2 separate regions of the Homo sapiens genome follow, and region 2 is linked to region 1. Evidence: read pairs that join two places in POLR2A ChIA-PET (ENCODE). Cell type or tissue: OCI-LY7. All regions are shown on one strand. Links, peaks and the distances in the headings refer to the core of each region. The heading gives the core; the rest is flanking DNA.

Region 1 (5,385 bases), core at 59-5,058:
CAAACAGGGCCTGGTCCATAGTAAGTGCTCCAAAAAAAAAGTTTCAAAAAATTATTGCATGAAAGAATGAATGAAGAGTAGATATGATGCCTACCACCTGCAGAGCAGTCACAGAAAATGGTTTTCTTTGAGGAGATTAAGTAAATGAATCAGTTGGGAGTTCTCATCTGGTTGGGTTCCATGGTAGATTTTTTAAATGTCTTTATGCATGGAAGGTAACTTTAAAGATGGAAATATGAGTGGTGTTTTATAGATTGCTCAAACCGCCAGGTTAAGATTGACAAGAGTTTCAACCAATAGAACGTGGAGGAAATGCAAGAACATCTTGTCCTCATCAAAAGTGCTGGGGATACCAGAACTGGGTGCTCCCTATGTACCTAAGCATTTAGTGCAGTTGTTTGTGGAGCTATGTTTTGTCAGATTCATCTTACACAGTGAATGGCAGGGCTTTCTTTACATTATTCTCTTTGTTAATTGAAATACTTTTTAATGTGTAGTTAGGTAGGCTGGAACCATGATAGCACATTACACATCCCACAGTTCTAGAGCATACCAACGGGTTCAAATGTAGGAGCATATGGAAAGTCGTGTGCTTACATTCATCCCTAGTGTTGTTGTGAAGTTAAAGGAAATTATATTTATTAAAAGCACTGTGTAAGCTGGAAGTAGATGACAAATGTTAGTTTAGTTATAATGAGAAAGTGTCTGTTGCCCAACCAGAGGCCTCATGCTGTCCAAATATAGAGATTATAAGCTGTTCAGGTGTGTTTCAGAACTAGTATAGAAAGGGAAGCTGCTTTGGCCTCCTTTAGATTTGTGACTAGTTTTGTAGTACATTGAACCTTATGAAATTGCCATTTTGTAGATCCATAATATTGACTATTGACAGTTCCATATAGTTCAACCTCATAATTCGATTCTGGGGATTATATCTCATCATGGAGGGCAAATGATTACCAGATGAACTCTAAATATAGCAGGAGGAATTAGATGAGAAAATTAGAACTTTGGAAGGGAATGTAGTTCAGTACTACCAAGTAGACCTAGACATTTCACCTGATAGGGTAGGATTTCCTTTAATCTCACATCAACTTTGTAATGTAGCCATTGAGGTTACTGTCCTTTTATACATGAGGAAACTGAGTTATAGAGATAGTAAGTACTTTGGCTAATGTGGCAGGGCTAAAAATCCGTGTGGGGTGGAGGAGGGCCAAGTTCCAACCTCAGTTGTCTTTACTTCCTCCCACACAGAGAGCTATGTTATGAAAGTGGTGTGGAGGCCGGGCGCTGGAGGCCAGGTGCGGTGGCTCATGCTTGTAATCCCAGCACTTTGGGAGGCTGAGGCAGGTGGATCATGAGGTCGGAAGATAGAGACCATCCTGGCCAACATGGTGAAACCCCATCTCTACTAAAAATAAAAAATTAGCTGGGCTTGGTGGCACGTGCCTGTAATCCCCGCTACTCAGGAGGCTGAGGCCGGAGAATTGCTTGAACCTGGGAGGTGGAGGCTGCAGTGAGCTGAGATCGCACCACTGCACTCTAGCCTGGGTGATATAGCAAGACTCCATCTCAAAAAAAAAAAAAAAAAAAAAGAAAAGAAAGTAGTGTGGAGATGCCCCTGAGACTGGAGACAAAAAGATTTAGATAATGAGGTTATTTATGCAAGAAAGACCCAATGGCACCAGTTCTTATTTTGCACCTTTACCTACTCAAGCAAATGCTCTGTTAATTATACCACCCCCTGGAGGCTGGGAGGCATCTCTGCAGCGCTTCCTTACCAAAGGAGAAGCGGAGGGTAAAATCACTTTGTTTTCTTATCTGTTCATCAGGAGTCCTGTTGTTCTATTTGACAGTTTTTCCTTCACCATTCATAAAAAGGATTAACAAAATTGCCCAAAACAACTCTATAAAGTCTAGGAGTGGCACGTCAGTCTCTGAAAAAGCAAAGGGGGTTTTGTTATTGTTGCTGATGATGGTATTGTTACTATTTCACCACTGTCATAACAGCAAAGAGGAACAGCTGCCCTATGGTGTTATGCAAATGCCTTTTGATCTAGGCTATATCATCCTTGTGCAGCTATTAATAGACCACATCATCTCCCCAGCAGCCCCCAAGCCCTAGCTTCTGTCCTGCTTTTCTCAAACAGTATTAAATCTTGCATTTTATCAACAGCACAAAAAAGCAAAGATTTGCTATTTAGAAGTGGACACAGGAAGGGGAATATCACACTCTGGGGACTGTAGTGGGGTGGGGGGAGGGGGGAGGGATAGCATTGGGAGATATACCTAATGCTAGATGACGCGTTAGTGGGTGCAGCGCACCAGCATGGCACATGTATACATATGTAACTAACCTGCACAATGTGCACATGTACCCTAAAACTTAAAGTATAATAAAAAAAAAAAAAAAAAAAAAAAGAAGTTAAGGTTGCAAGATCTTAAGTGATCATGTAGGGCAGAAGTCAGAAAATGGTTATGCAGATTCTGGGCTGAATCTGGCCTACAGTAAGGTTAGTTTACCTGCACAGCAATTAAAAATCATTTTGAATTCATTGCCAATAATAATAAATTAAGAGAGTTCTTATTTTAAAAGTATATTTCCGACTTCTCTTGAGAATTCAGTCTCTGGCAATAATAGCCTGTTCTCCCCACTGGCAATTGTCTGGAGCTGATGGTGGTTGCTAACTTTAGAGGAGCCATATTCCGTTGTTCATCACCACCAACACCAACACCACCACCATCTCCTATTATTTTTACCACCTTCTATTATTCTTACTCTTGGCCCACTTCCTTTGTCTGTATCACCTGCCTGGCCCCTATTGGCATTTGAGCATGTGACCCCTAATCTACCATCATTCACTCATTTTATGGCTGGGTCAAATAAGTCCTAGGTGGAAATGGGACTTACCTTAGCAAGATAACAGCAGACTCAGAACTAAAGTCCCCTGAACTCTTTGGATGAATGAGGCTTTGTACTGTGTTGGGATTCAAATCTTCTAAGGGCATTTTTAGTTTTGAACAGGCTACAAGCAGAAAGCTAATGCCAGAATCTAGTGCTTTTGCTACAGAGGAACCCATGTGACTTATATAATGATGAATTAACCTTAGGTTAAATGAACAGTGTAAGTTTGTAAGGAACTTTAGGGTATCCTGTGTTTCATGGTAAAAAGTTTCATTCCCAGGAAAATAAATAGATACTTTGTAGTCAACACCTCAATAGTTCTGGAGGCTTCATGTTCCTTCTTAGCAAAAATAACAAGAGGCACAGCCCATACTTATTTAAATTGAAATGTGATCTTCCATGCCTTCCTAATCCTTAGTCTTTGATTGTGTTCCTGAGGTCATGTGGTTGTAGAATACTACTATTCTGTATTGTCCACTTTTTTTATCTTCCTAAGAGCAATAATCCTCACAGAAGCTTGATAATTCAAAGGACTAATGAAACAGAGATCTTTACTCCCAGGGCTTGTCATAAATCCTGGCCAATATGGTGAAATCCCAACTCTACTAAAAATACAACAAAATTAGCTGGGTGTAGTGGTGCGTATCTGTGGTCCCAGCTATTCAGGAGGCTGAGGCAGGAGAATCGCTTGAATCTGGGAGGCGGAGGTTGCAGTGAGCCGAGATCGTGCCACTGCACTCCAACTTGGCAACACAGCAAGACTCCTCTGTCTTAAAAAAAACAAAACAAAACAAAACAAAAAAACTGATATGATTTAGTGTTTGTTTGTTTTAAGGAAAGACTAATTTTTTTTTTTTTTGAGACAGTCTCACTCTGTCACCCAGGCTAGAGTGCAGTGGCATGATCTCAGCCCACTGCAACCTCCGCCTCCCAGGTTCAAGCGATTCTCTTGCCTTGGCCTCTCTAGTAGCTGGGATTACAGGCGCATGCCACCATGCCAGGCTAATTTTTGTATTTTTAGTAGAGATGGGGTTTCGCTATGTTGGCCAGGCTGGTCTCAAACTTCTGACCTCAGGTGATCTGACTGCCTCAGTCTCCCAAAGCGCTGGGATTACAAGTGTGTGCCACCGCATCTGGCCAAGGCTAATTACATTTAAGATGATAATTGTATTTCCCAAATTAAAAAAAATATTTCCAAGTCACTGAATATTAAAAACACGAGCTGTGGGCCTATTCTCTTCAGGCCAGGGTTCTTAGGTCAACCTCAGACAACCTGAAAGTGAGATAAATTCTGCAGTTAGTGTGAATTATTCAGACTATCAGAATCTGCCAAATCAAATTCCATTTCTTCAAGAACTTATTTCCAGTCAGAGTACAAAGATAGAGTCAGCTTTTCTACTTTTCCTGAAAGACTGCCTAAATTCTAACTATAGCTCAGAGACTCAGTGTGAGGTGCTGTCACATACCTTAACTCAGTTTTTCCTCAAACTTCAGACTTTTGGGCATCATATTTGTTATTTTTGTCCTGTGTGTACCAGCTCGCTCCTGTTAAAAGAAGGAAATAGCCAGGTTAGAGAGGTGTCAAAAACATAGCTCCATCTCTTTAATATAATCAGATGGGAGTGAAAGAGAATCAAGATAGCAGTAACTTTCTTGCTATGTGAGTCAGTGTTACATAATGCCATGCCCACTTACCCCCAAAATTTAGGAAACACTGTCTTGCCTCCTTGCATCCTCTTAAAAAAAATAAAAATCCCAATTCCTCGTTTCAAAGAGACTAGGGTTAGAAATAGAAAGTGACTTGCTCAAAGCCACAAGAAGAGCAGAGACACAGAGCTGGGATTCAGACCCAGGCAGGGTGACTTCAAATTCTTTCCATTGCACCAGGTGCCTGTCATGCTGTTCCTTTTATAAGGATTGAATCGAGTACATCAGTAGCAAACTTAAACTCTCCAGTAAGATCACGATCGTTTAAACAAACAAAAGTAACATCTGTTCCAGCTAAAGAGCTGTCTCTGGCATAAGCAATTTTTCACCGATGGAGGCTAGATCTGATTGGGCTCTTGCTGAGTTAATTGAGCAAAGTTACGTGGCCAGATGTGAGTTTTCAGATAGAAGGGGAAGGGAATGCAATATACAAGCACATGGGGAGACTGATGGACCAAATGGCTGGCTCCACTATAAAACACTCCAGCGTTTAGCCTTTGTTCTGCCTCCTGGGCGTTAGCAAGCTGACTCCCGCACAGAAGACTTCTTGGTTGACTCTTGAAGAGTCAGGGATTTAGTCAATGCAAGCTGTAAACTGGCTCAGCACTAGAGAAGCAGCAGACATGAGTAGAAAAAGGTTCTCCCAAAGACAGCTCAGCTTCACTTTTCTCTTCTCTCTTCACTCCTTTCTTCTCTCCTCTTTTCTACTGAATGAACTTAAACATTTTTCAGCTGAGATGCATTCCCACCTGCAGGGTGAACTGAACTTTTAAGAA
Region 2 (5,385 bases), core at 237-5,236, 56 kb before region 1:
AGAAACCATTAGATCTCATGAGAACTCACTATCACGAGAACAGTATGAGGGTAACCACTCCCATGATTCAATTACCTCCCCACCAGGTCCCTCCCATGACACATGGGGATTATGGGAACTATAATTCAAGATGAGATTTGGATGGGGACACAACGAAACCATATCAAATATTAATAGAGTCTGGCAGGGAGGAAGCATGACTTCATACTGGTGGTGAGTCAGAAGGGGCATCTTCATATTTTAAGGAAGGTGGCACTTAGATTCCAAGTGCGTCCTGTGTGCAGTGGAGTCATATGCAGCTCTAATAAAGAACATTATTCAGGCCAGGCATAGTGGCTCATGCCTGTAGTCCCAGTTTGTTGGCAGCCTGAGGCGTGAAGATTGCTTGAGCCCAGGAGTTCAAGACCAGCCTGGGCAACATAGTGAGACCTCATCTCTACAAAAAATACAAAAATTAGCCAAGCATGGTGGTACATGCCTGTCGTCCCAGCTACTCGGGAGGCTGAGGCGGGAGGATCACTTAAGTCCAGGAGTTTGAGTCTGCAGTGAGCTATGATCATGCCAGTGCACTCCAGCCTGGACAACAGAGCGAGGCCCTGTCTCCAAAAAATAATTAATTATTTAATTTAAATGTTCGAAAGAACATTATGCAGATGCTTCTCAGGCTTCTCTTCAGATGGCAAAATCTCACTGGTTTTCAAATATCCTAACTGAAATGTTCAGTTCCAGCTATCTTTTGCTTCATCCAGTAATTAGTTTCAAGTTTTTTTTTGCCTCTTTTTAGATATGAATCCCATGCTAGGTAACAAATTATAGTGACAGGAAAATGTGGATTTTTCCATAAAGTTTAAATATTCACCACTCAACCTTTTAGCAGAAAGCTCTGGGACCAACCTAGCATAAGTATAGAGTTGAGGGTTAAGAGTAAGCATTCTTCCCTTCGTCACTTATGTGGCCTTGAACCAATTAGTTAAGATTTTGTGCCTCATTTTCCTCATCTGCAAAATGGAAATAATCATAAGGTATACTTTGGGGATTAGTGTGAGGGGCAAATGAGTTAACATGTATAAATTGCTTAAAATAGTATTTGGCAGCCAGGCTTGGTGGCTCATGCCTGTAATACCAGCACTTTGGGAGGCTGAGGCAGGTGGATCACGAGTTCTGGAGTTCAAGACCAGCCTGGCTAAGATGGTGAAACCCCATCTCTACTAAAAATACAAAAATTAGCCGGGCATGGTGGCGGGTGCCTGTAATCCCAGCTACTCGGGAGGCTGAGACAGAGAATTGCGTGAACCCCGGAGGCAGAGGTTGCAGTGAGCCAAGATTGCATCACTGCACTCCAGCCTGGGCAACAGAGGGAGACTCCATCTCAAAAAGAAAAAAAAAATAGTATTTGACAATGACGATAGCTGCTGTTATTATCATGACCCAAATGCTATATTTGCTTCAAGCAAATGGAATGATTCTCAGACCAAATTTTTTCACCAGGCATTTATTAGAAGGAGGTTTCATGTAATTCTGAATTATGCTCCGAATCATATTCACTTCATTCAATATGAAAAGCAAGTATAGATTTACAGTTTAATTGTTTTGAGACAGGGCAGGATTCCTAATCACATTTTTAGAAATGACTTTTGTGTCTCATATTGTTCATCTCCTCTATCCTCTCACCAAGATTCCACTGTGTTTCATACCAGCTTGTTCAGTTGAACAAGGTGGAGAAGCCCATTTACTGTTTGGATTAAATTTTTTTATCACCAGTGTATGAGGATTTGCATTAAATAAATTATAGGTAATTACATTAACAAACCAAGAAGACTTACAGTTAAAGAGGGCAAAAATATAATTTACTTAACTGCTCTATGAAATCTATTTGTGGATTTCTCTCTTCTCAAAGGAGAATTAATCAGAGAACAACTTTGTTGTTATTGTTGTTGTTGTCGTTTAAGAAAAAAAAGAAAGAATGAATGAAAGATCACATAGTAGCAGTGGTACCCTATTCACCTTGCAACAGTTGTACTCTGCGCACCTGCCCCAGGTTATAGCAACATCAAGGTCAAGCTCCCAATATTTCAAGTACAAATAAGACTTCACCTGTGCACAAACATGTGCTTACACACTTCCATCCTCCTGAATTTTCTTTCCAGACTGTTTTACAGATAAGGAAGCAGCTCTCAAAAGACCTCTCTCAGACATTTGAAAACACATTTTTTTTCAGAGTGCTAAATTCATGCTTCTTATTTTATATATGTTAGAAATAAACACATAAATAATAAACAGTCTTGCCTGGACTGGTTCATGTTCAATTCATAGGCACTGAGTATTCTTTATTAGGACATACTCACTATTGTTTGTTGAATTATTGCACTTTTAAGAAATCAATCTGAAGATTAAACATTAGGAGTCTCGATAAAAAACAAGTCTCTATACTTTATGAAGATCTTAGGAATTTCTAACTGACTTTGGAACAGCCATTTGTTAAAAAACACTTTCCCATCCCAAACTCCACTGACTCCATTTTTCTTCTGCACTAACTCTCCCTTCCTCCTCCCCCATATTTGGAGCAGCGTCTCTATGTCCCATTCACTCTCCTACACCTGCCAAATCACCAGTGACTATTTAGGGGCTAAGTGCAAAGGAGACTTCTAAATCCTCACTTTCATCAACTGTTGAGCAGCAACGGAAGCTGCTGAATGCTCCCTATTTCTTCTTGAAACACACTCTCTCCTTGTTTACTTGAGATGACACTATCCTTCCTCTGTCCATCTGGGAAATATTGGTGCTTTGAGGTTCTTGACTTGGGGCTCCTTTCTTCACTTCTCCCATTCTCTGAGTGACATTGTCTGTTCCCATGGCTTCTGAAATATAGGCATTCTTTGATCTAATTTTTTCTCCAGACCTACCCATATAGCCAACTGCCCCCTAACCATATCCATTTGGATCCCCCCAGACACCTATAACTCAGCATGCTAAAAATTCATTAGTCATTACTTTCTCTGATTGATTCCTTTTCATTGATTCTTAATCTCATTGAAAAACATCACCATGCACCCAGTTGCCCAAGTCTGAAATCAGGACATTGTCCTTGCTTCTTTTCACCCTTTCAAATCCTCTATCTAATCAGTAATTTTATATAATAAAAGGATTCTTGATTCCTTCTACACTTTTTCTTTCCCACTTCCATGACAGTAGTCCAGGCCACCATTATCTTTCATGGGGATTGATGCAAGAGCTTCTCACCTAGTCTCCCTTCCCCTAGTGTTGTGTCCTTCTGACCTAACCTCTGCCACCCAGCAGAAGTATCTTTCAAAGTTCATATTTGATGATGCTACTCTCCAGCTTCAAACCCTTTACCTGTTTTCCTTGGACTATAAGATAAAGTTCAACTTCCTTAATTTAGCTTAGAGAGTCTTTTATGATGTGACCTCCTCTTACTTCTCTGGCCTTGTCTCTCATAATTGTGTCATTCCATTGCTGACCACTCCAGCAACTACCTGCCATTCCTTGGATGTACCAAGCTCTGTCTGTGTCCCGTTCTTTGGATCTACTGTCCCTTCTCCAAGGAACGTTCTTCAGCTGCTCTTTATGTGGTTAACTCCTACTGAACCATCAAGTCTCAGCTGAGATACCACTTTCCCTGAGCCCTAAACCCTGGTTTAATGTTTCCTGTGGGCATATTTACCTTAGAGCTTACTGTGTCATAGTACATTGGAAGCTGATTTTTTTCTCTATCCTCCTCTAGCCTCAGCTGCCTAGGGGTAAACACACTACAGTGTTCACCCTTGTATTCTCAGATCTTAGTACACTGCCAGGCTCAATGGGTTTTCAAACATATTTACATAAAGAAAGAAAACAATGACAAAAGTGCAGATGACATGCCCATGGATACTCTGGACATAAATGCTTGTAATATTTCTCTCTGTAAGCGTTTCCAGTGGGAAGTTCAGCTTTTGTCTCAATTACTCTGATTGGCATGCAATCATGACAAGAAACTAAAGGAAGGAGATTGTTTTCTTGACATTTACTGAGAAGTATAGACAAGTACTGCCATGAACAAACATTCTTGCTAACAATTCTTGCTCTAAATTGGTTGATATAACATCCACTTGAGTCAAAATGATTAAGTAGGTATCCATTGAGTGTCATGCATCGCAATGGCAAAGCATTGGAGTTACAGAAAATAAGTAAAATCATCTCCCTTGCTCTTACAGATCTGACAGTCTAGGCACCCAATAGATGGGTAAACAAGTACTGAGAGATGTCATACTTGTCCTCAAGATAGTAGAAATTCAAGAAAGTAGTGACCATGGAGGACCTTAGGATTTGGGCTTTTACCCCAGTGGTGTTTGGCTGAGTTAATCTTTCTAAAATGTATTCATCATTCAATCAAGTGCTTCTTCTGGAGGCCAAGCATAATTAGAGATACAGAGATGAAAATGACAGTCATTACCCTCACAAGACCTATAATCTACCCAATAATAATGGGAGGCAAGCCTTTAGAGTTTTTTAATTTGGAGTTTTCAGAGATTTCCTGAAGCTTCTGGACTGACGTTTCTATTGTACTTGAGTCCCATCATTTGACATTAGAAGATCTCCTTCCAAGAAATATTTCTTACCACCAAAAGACAGTTAACTTTGACTTCAGACAGAACATTCTGGTCTGCACCCAGAACCTTTAATACCTGAATCTTTTAAATCAGTGATGGTCTCTTCTTCTAAAAAGTAAAAGGTAAATCAAATTCAGTATGTCTCAATTAATTGGAAGGGAGTTTCAAGCTCATAGGAAATGAACTACGAAGCCATGTTGGGATATGAACTGAATGGTTGCTATTGAGATGGAGCAAATGTACCTGGATATCATTAGGTGGAACCAGACTGGAAAATGGGGGTCCTTCCTTGACCTCAGTGAAGATTTGGCCCTTTCAGCCTCAAGTAGTATCCCAGCTCCAGAACTGGACCTGAGTTACTGGATAATGCTGTCATTAGGAAACTGTGACCACCTAGGAGTTGGACTGCTAAATGGGCAATGTCAGCAGGTTGTTACAGATACTCTATGCAGACCAAGCTTATTTGGCTCTTCTCAGCTCAGCCACCTGTTGTAAACAGCTGAGAGGGGCTTAGCTCCACGTGGAGGTTGTCACTATCTCTGGTATGTTGTCTCTCCCTGGGAACGGACATGAGTGTGGAAACAGGGAGGACACAGTTGATTCCTGCTTTCACTGAGTCACTCTGTCCATTAGGAGAAACAGTCCAGGCATGGCCAGCCAAAGGGAGGTTCTTCGCAGGATCTTCTGTCTCTTTGAAGATGGGATAATCTCAGGCCTAACCACAGAAGCAGTTCTGGAGAAGAGTCAGAATAGCAGATTGGAAACAGCTCACAGGGGC

Evidence for each region. Peaks named below come from ENCODE experiments on the same cell type or tissue, not always from the same donor. Only the 100,000 strongest peaks of a DNase experiment are listed, where the experiment ranks them.
Region 2: POLR2A ChIA-PET joins it to region 1 with 5 read pairs; 4 of 35 experiments call an interaction of 5 or more read pairs at or near these places.

What each region holds. Positions count from the first base shown.
Region 1 is chr9:109,952,264-109,957,648 of GRCh38, forward strand. The region is part of intron 6 of PALM2AKAP2 (PALM2 and AKAP2 fusion); the gene reads left to right. Among named protein-coding and RNA genes, the nearest start is that of PALM2AKAP2, 170 kb to the left of the region's middle. RefSeq lists a silencer at 813-882. In OCI-LY7, for the core only: CTCF peaks have their summits at 1,760 (motif pointing left) and 1,959; DNase peaks (open chromatin) are centred at 324, 1,748 and 2,028; H3K4me3 peaks cover 1,709 bases; H3K27ac peaks cover 4,409 bases.
Region 2 is chr9:109,896,208-109,901,592 of GRCh38, forward strand. All of the region lies in intron 3 of PALM2AKAP2 (PALM2 and AKAP2 fusion), which reads left to right. Among named protein-coding and RNA genes, the nearest start is that of PALM2AKAP2, 120 kb to the left of the region's middle. In OCI-LY7, for the core only: no CTCF peak of the experiment used is centred there; no DNase peak of the experiment used is centred there.